3 separate regions of the Homo sapiens genome follow, and regions 2 and 3 are each linked to region 1. A link is a contact called in ENCODE Hi-C or POLR2A ChIA-PET data. All regions are on one chromosome and are shown on one strand. The core of a region is the stretch at or near the end of the contact, and the rest is flanking DNA. Distances in the headings are between cores, read along the strand shown.

Evidence for each region. Hi-C counts contacts between places; a loop is a spot of excess contacts on that map. ChIA-PET counts read pairs that join two places held with the same protein, here RNA polymerase II (POLR2A). Pooled maps may share reads with other maps.
Region 2: a loop to region 1 is called in a map of heart left ventricle, with 2.0 times the contacts of the local background. The contact joins two enhancer-like sites. A Hi-C loop is called at or near these places in 12 of 168 maps with a recorded cell type or tissue (CD8-positive, alpha-beta T cell, Caco-2, Calu3 and 8 more), 1 of 37 single-sample maps with no recorded cell type and 11 of 50 pooled maps. POLR2A ChIA-PET finds 5 or more read pairs at or near these places in 4 of 52 experiments (Caco-2, Panc1, WTC11 and 1 more).
Region 3: a loop to region 1 is called in a map of Caco-2, with 5 times the contacts of the local background. The contact joins two enhancer-like sites. A Hi-C loop is called at or near these places in 2 of 168 maps with a recorded cell type or tissue (Caco-2 and endothelial cell of umbilical vein) and 7 of 50 pooled maps. POLR2A ChIA-PET finds 5 or more read pairs at or near these places in 5 of 52 experiments (Caco-2, HepG2, OCI-LY7 and 2 more).

What each region holds. Positions count from the first base shown.
Region 1 is chr11:86,997,783-87,002,775 of GRCh38, reverse strand. FZD4-DT (FZD4 divergent transcript) reads right to left here. Exons shown (of 3, transcript NR_038905.1): 3 at 1,826-2,900. Among named protein-coding and RNA genes, the nearest start is that of TMEM135, 38 kb to the left of the region's middle. Within about 2 kb of position 2,460, at least 3 of the 41 ENCODE cell types and tissues checked have a DNase peak (open chromatin) inside an H3K27ac peak, as active enhancers do.
Region 2 is chr11:87,078,634-87,083,626 of GRCh38, reverse strand. All of the region lies in intron 3 of TMEM135 (transmembrane protein 135), which reads right to left. Among named protein-coding and RNA genes, the nearest start is that of TMEM135, 43 kb to the right of the region's middle. RefSeq lists an enhancer at 1-804. Within about 2 kb of position 2,151, at least 4 of the 41 ENCODE cell types and tissues checked have a DNase peak (open chromatin) inside an H3K27ac peak, as active enhancers do.
Region 3 is chr11:86,922,487-86,927,479 of GRCh38, reverse strand. The region is part of intron 1 of PRSS23-AS1 (PRSS23 antisense RNA 1); the gene reads left to right. It also overlaps a transcript of PRSS23 not described here. Among named protein-coding and RNA genes, the nearest start is that of PRSS23-AS1, 14 kb to the left of the region's middle. RefSeq lists an enhancer at 2,199-2,493. Within about 2 kb of position 2,364, at least 6 of the 41 ENCODE cell types and tissues checked have a DNase peak (open chromatin) inside an H3K27ac peak, as active enhancers do.

The DNA of each region.
Region 1 (4,993 bases), core at 1,211-3,710:
CTTCCCCTGTTGGCCCCTATGATGCTGGGTTTTCTAGGAGTCTATGCTTTGTCCTTGTTGTAGGCATCTGACTATAGTCACGACTGCCCATTGTCTTTTGATTAACGTTTCTATGTTAGGAGAAATTTTCTTTTTTCTTTTTTTCTTTTCTTTTTTTTGAGATGGAGTCTCACTCACTCTATTGCCCAGGCTGGAGTACAGTGGCGCAATCTCGGCTCACTGCAACCTCCGCCCCTCCGGGTTCAAGCGATTCTCCTGCCTCAGCCTCCCGAGTAGCTGGGATTACAGGCGCCTGCCACCGCGCCCGGCTAATTTTTTGTATTTTTAGTAGAGACGGGGTTTCGCCATCTTGGCCAGGCTGGTCTTGAACTCCTGAACTCGTGATCCACCTGCCTCGGCCTCCCAAAGTGCTGGGATTACAGGCATGAGCCACTGTGCCTGGCCTAAAATTTTCATATTTAAGTGGCAAATTTCTCAATTTAGAAAAATTGAACTCAAATTCCCAGTCTCCCTTGCAACAAAGATGCAGGCACACAACTTTAGCACCATCAATCAGTGTAAACCATGCAAGTCTTAACTAGAAACTTCATATTCTTTAGTTATCATCCCTCACTTTCCCCATCTTCCCAAACTCTAAGCAACCACTAATCTCCTTTCTGTCTCTATAGATTTGCCTATTCTGTACATTTCATCTAAATGGAATAAAATATATGATCTTTGGTGCCTGGCTTCTTTCACTTAGCATAATGTTTTCAAGGTTTATCTCTATTGTGGTATATATCATACTTCCTTTTTTTTTTTTTTAGACAGTTTTGCTCTTGTTGACCAGGCTGGAGTGCAATGGCACGATCTCAGCTCACCGCAACCTCTGCCTCCCGGATTCAAGCAATTCTGCCTCAGCCTCCCGAGTTGCTAGGATTACGGACACGCACCACCACGCCCAGCTAATTTTGTATTTTTAGTAGAGACAGGGTTTCTCCATGTTGGTCAGGCTGGTCTCGAACTCCCAACCTCAGGTGATCCACCTGCTTCGGCCTCCCAAAGTGCTGGGATTACAGGTGTGAGCCACCGCGCCCGGCCTATCATACTTCCTTTTAATAATTGAGTAATATGCCATTGTATGAATGTATCATATTTTGTTTGTCCATTCATCAGGTAATGGATATTTGGATTGTTGCGGGTACTGTTATTGCTACTCCTATTTTATTTTAGAAATACGAAAAGTGAATCTCAGGGAAGTAAGTTCACCAAGGTCAGACAAATAGCAAAGCTGAGACGCACACAAACTTAAGTGTGTCTGATGCTATATTTCTTTCTCTTAACCACTATACCACTGCCTCTTACCATGCTATAAAGCTTTGTAAGGCCAGCACAAAAGAAGATGGGGCTGGCCAGTTGCAGTGGCTCATGCCTGTAATCCCAGCACTTTGGGAGGCCAAGGTGGGTGGATTACCTGAGGTCAGGAGTTCGATACCAGTCTGGCCAACATGGTGAAACCCTATCTCTACTAAAAATACAAAAAATTAGCCAGGCATGGTGGCAGGCACGTGTAATTCCACCTACTCGGGAGGCTGAGGCAGAATTGCTTAAACCTGGGGAGGCAGAGGTTGCAGTGAGCTCAGACTGTGCCACTGCACTCCAGCCTGGGCAACAGAGCAAGACTCCATCACAAAAAAAAAAAAAAAAGAAAGAAAAATATTGAAAACTACCTAAATACTTAACAGCGAGTAAACAGTTAAATAAACTATGCTATATATAAACAATTATGCAGCTATTAAAATTGTTTACCCAAACAATATAGAAATTTGGGGAAATATTTGTTATGTTTTTAAATTTTAAAAAAGCCACAACACAAATATATATTTATTACAAAAAGTATATCATCACAACTATTAAAGATATAACATAGTAAAAGATTAAGGATTAAGGATGAATATATCAAATATACTAAATTATTAAGGAATTTTTTTCTTTCCACTTTTTGTTATTTGCCAAATTTTCTATAATGAGCATTGATGACTTTCATAATGGGAAAAAGTAAAATAAACTTCGCTTTTTGAAAAAAAAAATTAATGGGTTGTGTTATGTGTGTTATGTTGACTGATCCCAAATTATCCCCAACTCACTGTGACACAGCCCATCTGACCCAGGGGAGTCGTGTGCATGTATCTCTTTGAAGCTCCAGCCCTGGAGATAAGCCCTCAGCTGACCTGTGGGCCTGCTGATCAGCTAGCAATGTCAGATAAGGAATTTTAAACATAGAAGGAAACTTAGAGGGCCACTGGCTGGTCTACATCAGGAGAGCCCAATCAGTCCAGTTTTTATTTCCTCTGGTCAGTGGCCCTGAAAGAAAGCAAGATTACACTGTAGCTTTTGCACTCTATCCAGGCAGACAGGCTCCACCACTTAAAGAGCTGAGGAATGCATGGCTGCAGAGACAGGGAAACAACACCCATGGAGAAGCACACAGATAAGATCTCCAAACAGAGACTCTGGTTAACAGTTTCCAAGGTCTGAGGAGTAAATAAAACCCTCTAGGACACAGGGAATCACATGCAGGTAGGAAATTCCTGACTTGACCCATTGGAAGGGGTAGGGGCCTTCTGAATTTTTTCTCCTTTTCCTCATTCTTTCACTTGCCAATTATTTTTTGAGTACATAGAATAGCCAGATGTGGCTTCTTATAGGTTTTGCTTATAGACTCATACAAGGTACAACAGGCAGACAGACAATAAGGTCCAGTGTACAGGATGCCATGGCTGTGATATTAGGGGCACCTTCAACTCCTGAGGAAGGCTTTTTGGAGGATGTTAACTCTAAAATAAAACCTTAGAAGAAAGGTGAGCTTGACAGTGGTGCGGCAGAGTTGAAGAGAAGGTTCTCCCAGGCACGGCTATGACCTGCAGGCGAGAGAGAGAGAGAGAACAAATTTGAAGAAGCTTCAGAAACTTGAAATGGAAGGCAGGAAGACAGGAAGTGGTTTCTTCCAGATCCCCTTGATTGAGTTATGGAGAATGGAGAGAGGAAAAAGAAAAAAATGAATATTCTAAAGCTTTCCTCTTCTTCCTCTCAAAATTTTGCCCTTTTCCTTTGTCTTGATCATGCTGTTCTTAGCTCTCTTACCACCTGTGCTGCTGTTTCAAGGTTGCAGAGTAAATAAAGGGACAGAGACAGCCCAATGTTGAGGCCTGAGCTCCATAGAAATGCTGCTGCCATCACACACAGATGAGACTGACCAGGCGGGCCAAAGGTGGCCCATTCATGTTGCCCTTAAACACTGCAACTGCCATTATTTTCAGTTCTAAGGAGCCAATGGTGAGGGTTGGGGTTGTCACTTATTCATTTTGCATATGTTAAGTGCAGAGTGGGTATCCATAGATGTAATTCACAGCCTCATTGGGAAGATAACACATGAAATTATGAATGTTATATATTTACTTTACATGAGACAATAGTGGAGTATGGAGTATAACAAACTTTTCTTGAGTCCTTATTGTGTGTTAGGTATATGCGAAGTGCTGGGGAGAAAAATAATTTTTTTTTTTTTGAGACGGAGTTTCGCTCTTGTTGCCCAGGCTGGAGTGCAATGGAGCAATCCCAGCTCACTACAACCTCCACCTCCCAGGTTCAAGCAATTCTCCTGCCTCAGCCTCCTAAGTAGCTGGGATTACAGGCATGAGCCACCACGCCCGGCTAATTTTGTATTTTTTTAGTAGAGATGGGGTTTCTCCATTATGGTCAGGCTGGTCTTGAACTCACAGCCTCATGTGATCCACCCACTTCGGCCTCCCAAAGTGCTGGAATTACAGGCGTGAGCCACTATGCCCGGCCCCAAAAAATAATTTGTAAAAAGCCTATTCTAGGCGGGGCATGGTGGCTCACACCTGTAATCCCAGCACTTTGGGAGGCCGAGGTGGGTGGATCACAAGGTCAGGAGTTGGAGACCAGCCTTGCCAACATGGTGACACCCTGTCTCTACTAAAAATACAAAAACTTAGCCAGCCATGGTAGCATGTGCCTGTAGGCCCAGTTACTCGGGAGGCTGAGGCAGCAGAGTAGCTTGAACCCGGGAGGCGGAGATTGCAGTGAGCGGAGATCATACCATTGCACTCCAGCCTGGGTGAAAGAGCAAGACTCCGTCTCAAAAATAAATAAATAAATAAATAAATAAAAATAAACTTTTCTAAAGTAGCTCAGGTTATTATAGCCTGCGTTTATATGTAAGGGAAAGAGAACCAAATGGGAAACTGAGGACTAAACTTTGATTTTTTAATCTTGCCCCAATTCCTATCTAAGGAGTCTGGGGAGTCATGCCCTAGAAATCATAAATTCTCATCAGATGGGTTTTATTTAACCCTATATAGCGTGACTTGCTTTCCAACCTGAATCTGGCATAACATTATGAGACAAGGAGGAAAATAAATATATTTTACCCCAGAACATGTTTCTTTGCCATATCTTGAATTGTTCCTGCAAAGCTGTCCTCTGTGGGGAAAATTTGCATCTGTAGAGAATCTCTGTTAACATAGCTAGATCATTTTCTTCCAGGTTCTCCCAATCCTAGAGATTAACTAAAAGTCTAGCACCTTTTGAAGATCTGAATAGGAAACATTTGTCTATTGTCTCTCAGGGCAGCCACTATAAGACTTAAAAGAACCTTGGTCTCCACAATCTTTTATTTTTAACCTGAACATTTTCTTTCTACGATCCCAGGTCTTTAGGTAAACTCAACCAATTGTCAACCAGAAATGTTTAAATTTACCTATAGCCTGGAAGTCCCCCCACCTCCATTCCCACCCCCACCCCCCACCCAACGTGCTTTGAGTTGTCTCACCTTTCTGAACCAAATCAATGTATTTCTTAAATGTATTTGATTGATGTCTCATGCCTCCCTAAAATGTGTAAAACCAAGCTGCTCCCCCCAACAACCTTGGGCACATGTTTTCAGGACCTCCTGAGGCCTGTGTCATGGGCCATCATCACTCATATTTGG
Region 2 (4,993 bases), core at 902-3,401, 81 kb before region 1:
GAACTTACAGACCAAATTTATGAGTATTCTTTTATTCCCATATTATATAGATCATTCATTCTGGTCATACCTGGTTTGGAGTTTCATAAGTACTATAGTGCAATTTAATAATTCAACAAATGAGTATGCTTGCAATAAATATGCAATTGTTGATACTTTAATCCATGTTCATGTTTGAGCACACTGCAATTCTTAACTAATACTAAATATCAAAGCAAATTCCACAGCAATTCTACAAAACAAAATCCATCAGAACAACTTCTTTCTAAACCACAAACAAAGCACTTCCTAGAAAAAGAAAAAGAAGACTAGTTCTTAACAGCCCTCCTACAGATAAACTAGATGTTACCAATGCTTCCTACTGAGTTACTATGATCAGAGTCCTTTGTGGCACAAATTTTTTAAGCAACCCTGGAAACAACCTCAAAGCTCTCTCAGAACCCCACAATGATGCGATTAAGATTTAAGTAAGCTGCCCTCTTACTGGGTGTCAGAAACTAGCAAGCAAGCACGCTTAATACTACTAGAAAGGGAGGGGGTAATTGATGAATGGATTAGAGAGAAGGAAAAAAGAGGAAGAAAGAAACTTAAACCAATATAGATGAAGATATTTACAGATAGATCTTTATCTATGTATTTATATCTATATCCAGATAGAGAGATAAGTGCATATTGTATGTTCTCACCTCATTAAATACTTTTTGAAAAACTGATTATACAACTGAATGCAAAATCTCAGAGTAAAGATTGCACTATTAAAGCTTTAGAGGTTTAAAACTTAGGACTACCATTATTTGCTATTTTTTAAAAAGAAACTGCTAGTCATCACAATATGTTTCTTCTACTCTTTCTCGTATATTGCTGACATTAAATTTAAAGACTGAACTGTACACATTTCAATTGACAACTGGCTCCTTAAATGTTGCTGCTTCTAAACGTTCAATCTTAGACCTCCTCTCATACTGGGCTTTCACACATGAATCTACTTCCACAGTTTCAACGACCACCTATTAGAGGAAAACTTTCCATTTTTATTTTTCTAACTACCATCTTTCCCTTGAACCTAGACTCACATTTCCAGCTGCCTGCTGGCTATTTCCACCAGCATATCATTGATTTTCTCTGTGAATTAAAGGCATAATTATAAATTCTTTTTCCTTACCAAACAAGAACTACAATACTAATATGCTTGATTTTTGGCACTAGATGTAATAATTTTAAAATATGCATAACTTCAACTCTTGCAAATTACTTATAAGCTTTTAATGGATCTTGATATTTAATGAAGTCTTACATAAATTCGTGGTAAGTCAAGAATACTTTTTCAGAGCAAATTAAGCTACTAAAGTAACTCGCAAATTCCAAATACGCACAGACACATTTACTTAAAACAAGACACACTGTAAGGCAACTTGTCAAGAGATTTAAAGAGTTTTAAAGTTTAACTCCAAAGGGAAAAGAAAAAATACAAAACCTGATTTTTTTCTTAAAGTCACTAAGCTTGTGAACAACACTAAAAAACAAAAATTAAAGTTTTTAATTAAATCCAACCAGGAATTGTGATTGTATGCATAGACATACACAACTCTCAACAGAAAGAACTACAGAGCTATCTCCCAGTATTGTTAACTGCATCACCTAATAAACAAAAGAACTAAATCAACACATACACAAAGAGTTCAATAATGTAACAATGAGATCAAGGGAAGGATCAATTTTTCTTCAGCAACCATGTGATAACAGTTATAAAGAAGTTAAAGCTAGACTTAAATTTCTTATTAAGTCGTTAAAACAATAAAACTACTTCAGCTAATATTTAGAATAGGTCATAATCTGTAATACCTAAAAATTTTCTTTGAACAACCAATGTCTAAGAATGAAACACTAGTGCAAAAGCTCATCTACAGGAAAAGAAAAACAGAAAGCTTAAAAAAAAAAAAAACCCTCAGCTATCAAAAGTGAAAATAAAACAGAAAATAAACTAGCAACCCAAATCCACGTTATCACCTTACATCCAGGAAACCTCTCGTTATGCCCTAAGAAGTTATTGCTCTTAATATCAGTAACACTCTTTTACTTTGGTTTTACTGTATTTGAACTAATGTTAGCGTTCAAAGAAAGAGAAAAAACAAACCAACAAACAAAAAACAAATCCAATAGTAAGCAGTCCTAAGATGGACCTAGACAGGTTGCCACATTTTGAGAGGTAGTAAAATGGTAACATTAAGAAACTTCAAAGATGTATATTGTAGTCTATAGAGCAAGCACTAAAAGAAAATAACGAAAAAAAAAATTACAGTGGAATTCTAAAAACAAAACAAAAAAAATCAAACAATACAAAGGAAGTAAGGAGGAACAGACAAATGAAAAGCAGAAAACAAATAATAAAATGGCTCACTCAACCTAGCCATACCAATAAATAATAAATGCCTCAAATGTTAATGAACTAAATAATCTAATTTATAGGCTAACACTAGCAGAATAGATATAAAAAAATAAGACCCCACTGTATATTATCTGCTAAAAAAAAAAACTTTAATTATAAAGACACAGATGTTTGAAATTAACTGGAAAGAAATACACTCTGCAAACTGTAAATATGAAAAGGTTGGAGTAGCTATATCAATATCAAATAAAAATAGGCCAGGCGCGGTGGCTCATGCCTGTAATCCCAGCACTTCGGGAGGCCAAGGCGTGTGGATCATTTCAGGTCAGGAGTTTGAGACCAGCCTGGCCAACATGGTGAAACCCCGTCTCTACCAAAAATACAAAATTAGCCAGGCGTGGTGGCACGTGCCTGTAATCCCAGCTACTCAGGAGACTGAGGCACAAGAGTTGCTTGAACCCGGTGGGTGGAGGTTGCAGTGAGCCGACATCATGCCACTGCACTCCAGCAGGAGCAACAGAGTGTGACTCTATCTCAAAAAAATAAGAAATAAAAAAATCAAATAAAAATAAACTTCAGAACAAATAATATCTGAGCTACAGAAGGACATTCCATATGGATAAAAGGTTCAATTCATCATGACATCATGAAGAAATGGTAACAAAAAAAAAGTGCATGTACCAATAAAACCTTCACAGAAATTGATAGCATTAAAAAGAGAAATAGACAATTCCAGAATCACAGTTGAAGATTTTACACTTTTCTCTCAGCAAATGATAAAACTAGACTAAGAAAATTAGTAAAGATATAGATCAGTAGTTCTCAACAAGGAGAGATTTGTTCCATGGGGAGATGTAGCAATGCCTGTAGGAATTTTTGGTTATCTCAACTTGGTGGGGTGGGGAAGGCAGTGCTAATGGCATGTATAGATACACTGCACAAGAGAGCCCTCCCAGTAAGGTATTACCTGGCCCAAAACATGTCAATAGTGCCAAAGTTGAGAAAACCAGCTGTAGACAAACATCACTGTCAATGATCTTGTCCTTGTTGATATCAAAAAAAAAAAAAAAAACACTGCAAACAGGCAAAAGAAGAAAGCTCAGCCAGGCCTGGTGGCTCATGCCTGTAATCTCAGCACATTGGGAAGCTGAGGAGGGCAGATCACGAGGTCAGGAGTTCGAGACCAGCCTGGCCAATATGGTGAAACCCCGTCTCCACTAAAAATACAAAAATTAGCCAGGCGAGGTGGCACGCACCTGTAGTCCCAGCTACTTGAGAGGCTGAGGCAGGAGAATCGCTTGAACCCACGAGGCAGAGGTTGCAGTGAGCCGAGATCACGCCACTGCACTCCAGCCTGGGCGACAGAGTGAGGCTCCGTCTCAAAAAAAAAAAAAAAAGAAAAGAAAAGAAAAAAAGAAAAAAGATCATATGATCTTATCAATAGATGCAGAAAAGCCATATAACAAAATATTACATCCATTCATGATAAAGGTTCACAGCAAACTAGAAATGAATGTAAACGTCCTAACCCTAACAAAGAGCATCTGAAAAACCACCCCACAGCTAACAATACACTTAATGATGAAAAACTGAATGCCTCCCGCTAAGAGCAGATACAAGATACAAGCAGAAAAAAGGACATACAGATTGGAAAAGAAAGAAAACCATCCCTATTTGCAGGTAACATAATTGTCTGTATAGAAAATCTCAAGGAATGTACCAAAAACTCTTAAAACTAATAAATTCAGCAAGGTCACAGAAGTCAAGATAAAACACAAAAAAATCTACTATATTTATATGTCATATTAACAAATGTGGAAAATGAAATTTAAAACTTAATACTCTCTACTTCACACTACCGACGAAAATTAATTCAAAATGGATGAAAGACTTAAATGTAAGAACTAAAACTATACAACTTTTAAAAGAAAACATGGCCAGGCGCAGTGGCTCACATCTGTAATTCCAGCACTTTGCGGGGCCGAGGCAGGTGGATCACCTGAGGTCGGGAGTTCAAGACCAGCCTGGCCAGCATGGTGAAACCCCATCAATACTAGAAATACAAAAATTGGCTGGGTGTGGTGGCATGCACCTGTAGTTCCAGCTACCTGGGAGGCTGAGGCAGAAGAATTGCTTGAACCAGGCAGGTGGAGGTTGCAGTGAGCAAAGATCATGCCACTGCACTCCAGTGAGTGTGAGACAGAGCAAGACTCCACCTCAAAAAATAAACAAATAAATAAATAATAAAGTAAAATAAAACTTGGAGCTAAATATTCGTCTTGGTAATGATTTCTTAAATACGACACCAAAAACACAACGGGCTGGGCACAGTGGCTCACGCCTGTAATCCCAGTACTTTGGGAGGTGGAAGCAGGCAGATCACCTTAGGTCAGGAGCTCGAGACCAGCCTGGACAACATGGCAAAACCCTATCTCTACTAAAAAAAAAGAAATACAAAAATTAGCGAGGTGTAGTGGCACACACCTGCAGTCCCAGCTACTTGGGAGGCTGAGGCAGGGGAATTGCTTTAACCCAGGAGGTGGAGGTTGCAAAAGCCAAGATCACGCCACTGCACTCCAGCCTCAGCGACAGAGCAAGACTGTGTCA
Region 3 (4,993 bases), core at 1,115-3,614, 75 kb after region 1:
TCTGCTTTCTTATCAGTATTACTGTTGGGCTAGTTTACACGATGCCAGTTATTCTACTCAATGCCAACTGGAGAATGCCAGCTCAGGGTCAGCTTCTGAGATCTTATAACTGTGTTAGGAACATAACCTTTAGAGTCAATCAGACCTCGGTATGAATTTTAGCTCTGATATTAGCTGTGAGACTGTCTTCTCCCTAAGATGCAATTTCTCCACTGGTGAACAGGAGATGACAACGCCTGCCTATAATAGAAACCTTGAGGTATCTGCTTAGCCCTTGATTCTTTCCCTCTGACTACTCTCCTCCTCTCTGCACCACGTGACTCCAGGCCCCTGGCAAAGCTGATTGGACCCATGGTGGACTGACTCAAGTTAGCTCAGTCAGAATCTAAAAAATCCTTAAGAATAGAATCCAGAGGTTCTGTTAATTCTTGATCTGGGAAGTGGGGGTGACAGCATGACTGGGTAACCCTATCTGACTACATGTTGGAGTTTGAGGGGGCCCAATAAGTAACCTCCCCTTTCCTTGCCTCACTTCCAAACCAATTAAGGGATTCATGAGGTTATGGCAGAGGAGGAGTAACGCATGAGCTTTTTGCAGATAAACATAGTTTAGTGTGGCAATGCTGAACACATAATGAGACAGACTTTTCATAGACAACCCTGAATAGCCAGAGGCTGCCCCACGTAGATGGAGGGGAAAAATGCGAGGGGAAACAGTTGAACTATGAGTGCTTGGTCCTTTCCCCAAATTCATGAACCAAAATCCAGGAGTGTAACCCTAATGGAGGTTTTTGTACTTGGAAACAAGAAGGTTCACCCCAACATAAGAGATGCATAGAGAAGCAGGGTCAAAAGACAATACCCCCTGGAGAAGTAGGTCCAGTCAGTGTTCTGACTTCCCAGTTTCTGCTCCTTGTCTCTCTTATGAAGCTCAGCCACACTTCCCGCCCTTGAGTTCTTCCAGATACACATTATTTATAATTATGGGTACCCCTTTATTTAAACTCTTTCAGGTGGGTCTTGCAACTGGTAACCAAAAATCTTTTATTAGGACTCTAAGTCACACTTTTTTTTAGGGTGAAGTTTATTTATATTTTATTATTTATTTATTTTTGTGAGATGCAGTCTCGTTCTTGTCACCTAGTCTGGAGTGCAGTGGTGCGATCTTGGCTCACTGTAACCTCTGCCTCCCTGGTTCAAGTGATTCTTCTGCCTCAGCCTCCCAAGTAGCTGGGACTACAGGTGCACGGCACCACGCCCGGCTAATTTTTGTATTTTTAGTGGAGACGGGGTTTCACCATATTGGTCAGGCTGGTTTCGAACTCCTGATCTCAGGTGATCCACCCACCTCGGCCTCCCAAAGTGCTGGGATTACAGGTGTGAGCCACTGCATCCGGCCTTGGGTGAAGTTTAAATAAAGAAATGAATGTAGGGCACCTAGCATGGTAGACTCAATATATATTTAGTTTTATTCTTTACTTTCTGATGGGAAAGGGGATGGAGCAAAGCTCTGAGGCTCAGTCACTCAACTCATTTTCAGTTTGAATATGACACGAAACAAACCCCCAAATTTTGAAATTTCTACTTGAAGGTCAAACAGCCATTAAAAGTAGCACATTTGCTATGAAAACGTTACTGAAGACATGTCTATCACAGGCTGGAAAGACAGTGTTGGTTAGTAGCTGGAGTCAGATATACTTGGATAGTAATTCAGGTTTCAACTGCTACTAACTGGAAAGTCTTACAAAAGTCATCACCTCTGTAAGCCTAATTTTTTCAACCATAAAAGAAAAAACTAATTTGTTTGGTTGTTACAAGCACAAAATATGCTCTTGGTACATAGAGAGTGCTCAGTAAATGACAGTTGTTATTATTGTAATATTCTGAATACTTTCAAGAAGGGTCAGGAGGGCCTTCCTTTCTGTTATTGAGAGCTACATGCCTGATTATGTTTTCATTTTTGCCTTGATTGCCAGGGAGTTCAGAATCAAATTTAAAACTTAATCATGGCAACCCTGCTACTATTAAGGTTGGCATATTTATAAGTCCCTTTTCCTGGCTCTTGATTTTCTGTTTCTAAAGCTTGTCAGCCAATGAGAAGCAGCTTATCAATCGGACCAGACTAGGGCATGCATATAAATGTAAACGACACACACACACACACACACACACACACACACACACTCCAGTTAAACAGTTAATTTTCAATGCAGTTTTCACTTGGGTAATTCCCTGCCAAGAGAAAACATAAATCACTTTTCAGTCCAGCATCCAGGGGCTCTACAAACCAGTCCAAGAGAAATTTAATCTGGGTCTATGTAACAGAAACTGGGCAGCCAGCCAGCAAATTTTTGTTTTGTGTTTTAAGAGAAATGCAACATGCTCCTTGTCAAGTGATGTCTGGGGTGATCAAGCTCACCCCCACAGGGCCAAGGGCTAACCGCGGAAAAGGTAGCTTGGCGGCTTGTGCTAAAGAAGGGCCTTTGAAGGGTCAACTCCCCTCGGTGAGTTAAAGTCTTCTTCAGAAAATGTTACAGAATGAAATACTGAGTCTCAGCAATCAGGATGTTGATTCTAAAAGTGTCACAAATCAGAAGCTGACCCCGGTTAGGTAGGGGTGAAGAGGCAGAGGGTAGGAGGGAAGCTGTGGAAATAAGCTGGGCTCTTGGAGGAAAGGAAGCCATACTGAACCGTTCACTAAAGGTTTTGGGGAGCCCTTGGACCATTTTAAACAATGTAGTCTTTCCTACTCTTCAACTCAATATTGATTGCACCAGGACTCAGGAGCTTCCTCATTATCATGTAATCACTATAACAACTCTTGGAGATAAGTTTCATTACTTTTCTTTTCCAGTTGAGTAAACTGAGAGTCACTGAATTGCCTAGGATTAAGTGGCTAGGTGGAGCCAAGAATTGAACCCAGGTCCAAGAGCCTTCAAGTCCAGTTCGCATTTTCCAGTTTGGCTCCAATGCAAGCGCAGTATCTTATTTAACTCATTTTTGTTTTATCTATCCCTTACTTCTTGGTCCCAGGTCTCCAAAATTTAACAGAGTTTGGTGTGTTGTAAAAGTCAAACATGCCCTCATCATTTTGTTGTTGTTGTAGGCCCTAGAAATGGCTGTAGGAGTTGGCAAAATAAATGCATTCTGAGGCCAGCAGCCCTTTCTTCTCTGAGCACATTCCCTGTTCCTTTCCCAGTCTCTGGGAGAGGAATTTTGCCCATGGGAGCTGTCTCAGGTGCCGACCTTTCTGTGCCTCCCTCACACATTCCTGCATCTAAATTAGAACTGGTCAATGTTTCACTCCCCTGCTGTCCTCCCAGCCTTGTCTTCTGAAGCTGGTGAACAATTAACCACCAGCAAGCAGCCCCTGTTTTCCGGCTCTCGATCTTACCTCCTTAGAAGCCTCCCTACATTTACTGCTAGGTGTCAATGATCTACCAAGCTTGAGAAGCACCGGGGCTTCCTCTCCATTCTTTAAGGATCCTCTTGTATACCCTTTTACAATGATTCTGATGATATACGATTCTTCTCAAGGAAATATATCTTAGGGAATAACCAAGCCAAAGCACCCACATTGACTCTTGAATCGTGTTTTCTGTTGGGAATTCTTACAAAGAACTGGAGAAAACGGGAAAAGATTCCAGGCCAGTTCTGTCACTTACAAGCCAGGTGACATTAGCCAAGTTTCTTAACTTCTGTGGGTCTTCTTTTTACACTTATTAAATGAGGAGGGTCATTCTTCCCTCTTAAGTGTGTTATACAGACTAAATAACAGTGTGTACAAAAGTGTTTGGCCCAGACTAGCAACTTAATCAGTTTTCTTACATAAGAAACTGTAGTCTAAAGTTCATATGATCATAGAATACTGGAACTAGAAAATGCCTTGTAGAGCTTGTATAACTTTAACAAGAGAGGAGGTCCAGAGAAAAAGTCTGAGATATACATATTCAATGACCTTTCAGCCAATTGGTGGCCTATAGTCTAGTTCTGCTTTGTCCATTAGAAATATAATGTATAAGCCATACATGTAATTTAAAATTTTCTAGTAATCACATTAAAGAAATAGAAGGTGGTTTATGCTGGTAATCCCAGCAATTTGGGAGGCTTAGGTGGGAGGATCACTTGAGTTCGAGACCACCCTAGGCAACACGGCAAGACCCCATCTCTACAAAAATATTTTAAAAAATTAGCTGGGTGTGTTAATGTGTGCTTGTAGTTCCAGTTTTTTGAGAGGCAGAGGTGGAAGGCTCACTTGAGCCCAGGAGTTCGAGGTTGCAGTGAGCAATGATCACACCATTGCACTCCAGCCTGGGCGACAGAGACCCCGTCTCAAAAAAAAAAAAAAAAAGTAGACAGGAACAGGTGAAATTAATTTTAACATATATTATTGAACCCGATGTATGTGATATATCATTTTAACATGTAATGGATATAAAAATTAATAATGAAATATTTTACATTTAGTAGCCCCAAAAAAGGGCTACTAAATTTTCAAAACCTGCTGTGTGTTTTGCATTCACAGCACAATCAATTCAGACTAACCACATTTCAAGTGCTTAATAGTCATATGAGGGTAGGACCTACAGTGCAGGTGTAGTTTAATTCAAGCCAGCAAACATTTTGTGCACCTGTTATATGCCAGGAAGTCTGTTAGATGCAGGAATATGAAGGTGAACAAACATACCAGGGTAATAGGCAGACAGCTCTGGAAAGCACAAATTATAATTCAATGCTGGGTGTCCCTTCCTGTCTAGGCTGCTGTATTATTTATTCATATGTTTGAGCAAATGTAGAAAAAAATTCTCTAGAGAATATCTATATCTTTAGGGCATTTTCTTCTGCTTAGATATCAAGGGATGGAAAGTATTTATTTTTACTGAGCTACTACTGTGTCCCAGGTATTGTATCTGCACTTGACAGGTATTGTCTCATTTAATCTTCATAGTGATGGTGTGAGGACATTATTTTGCCCATTTTATTTTTATTTTTA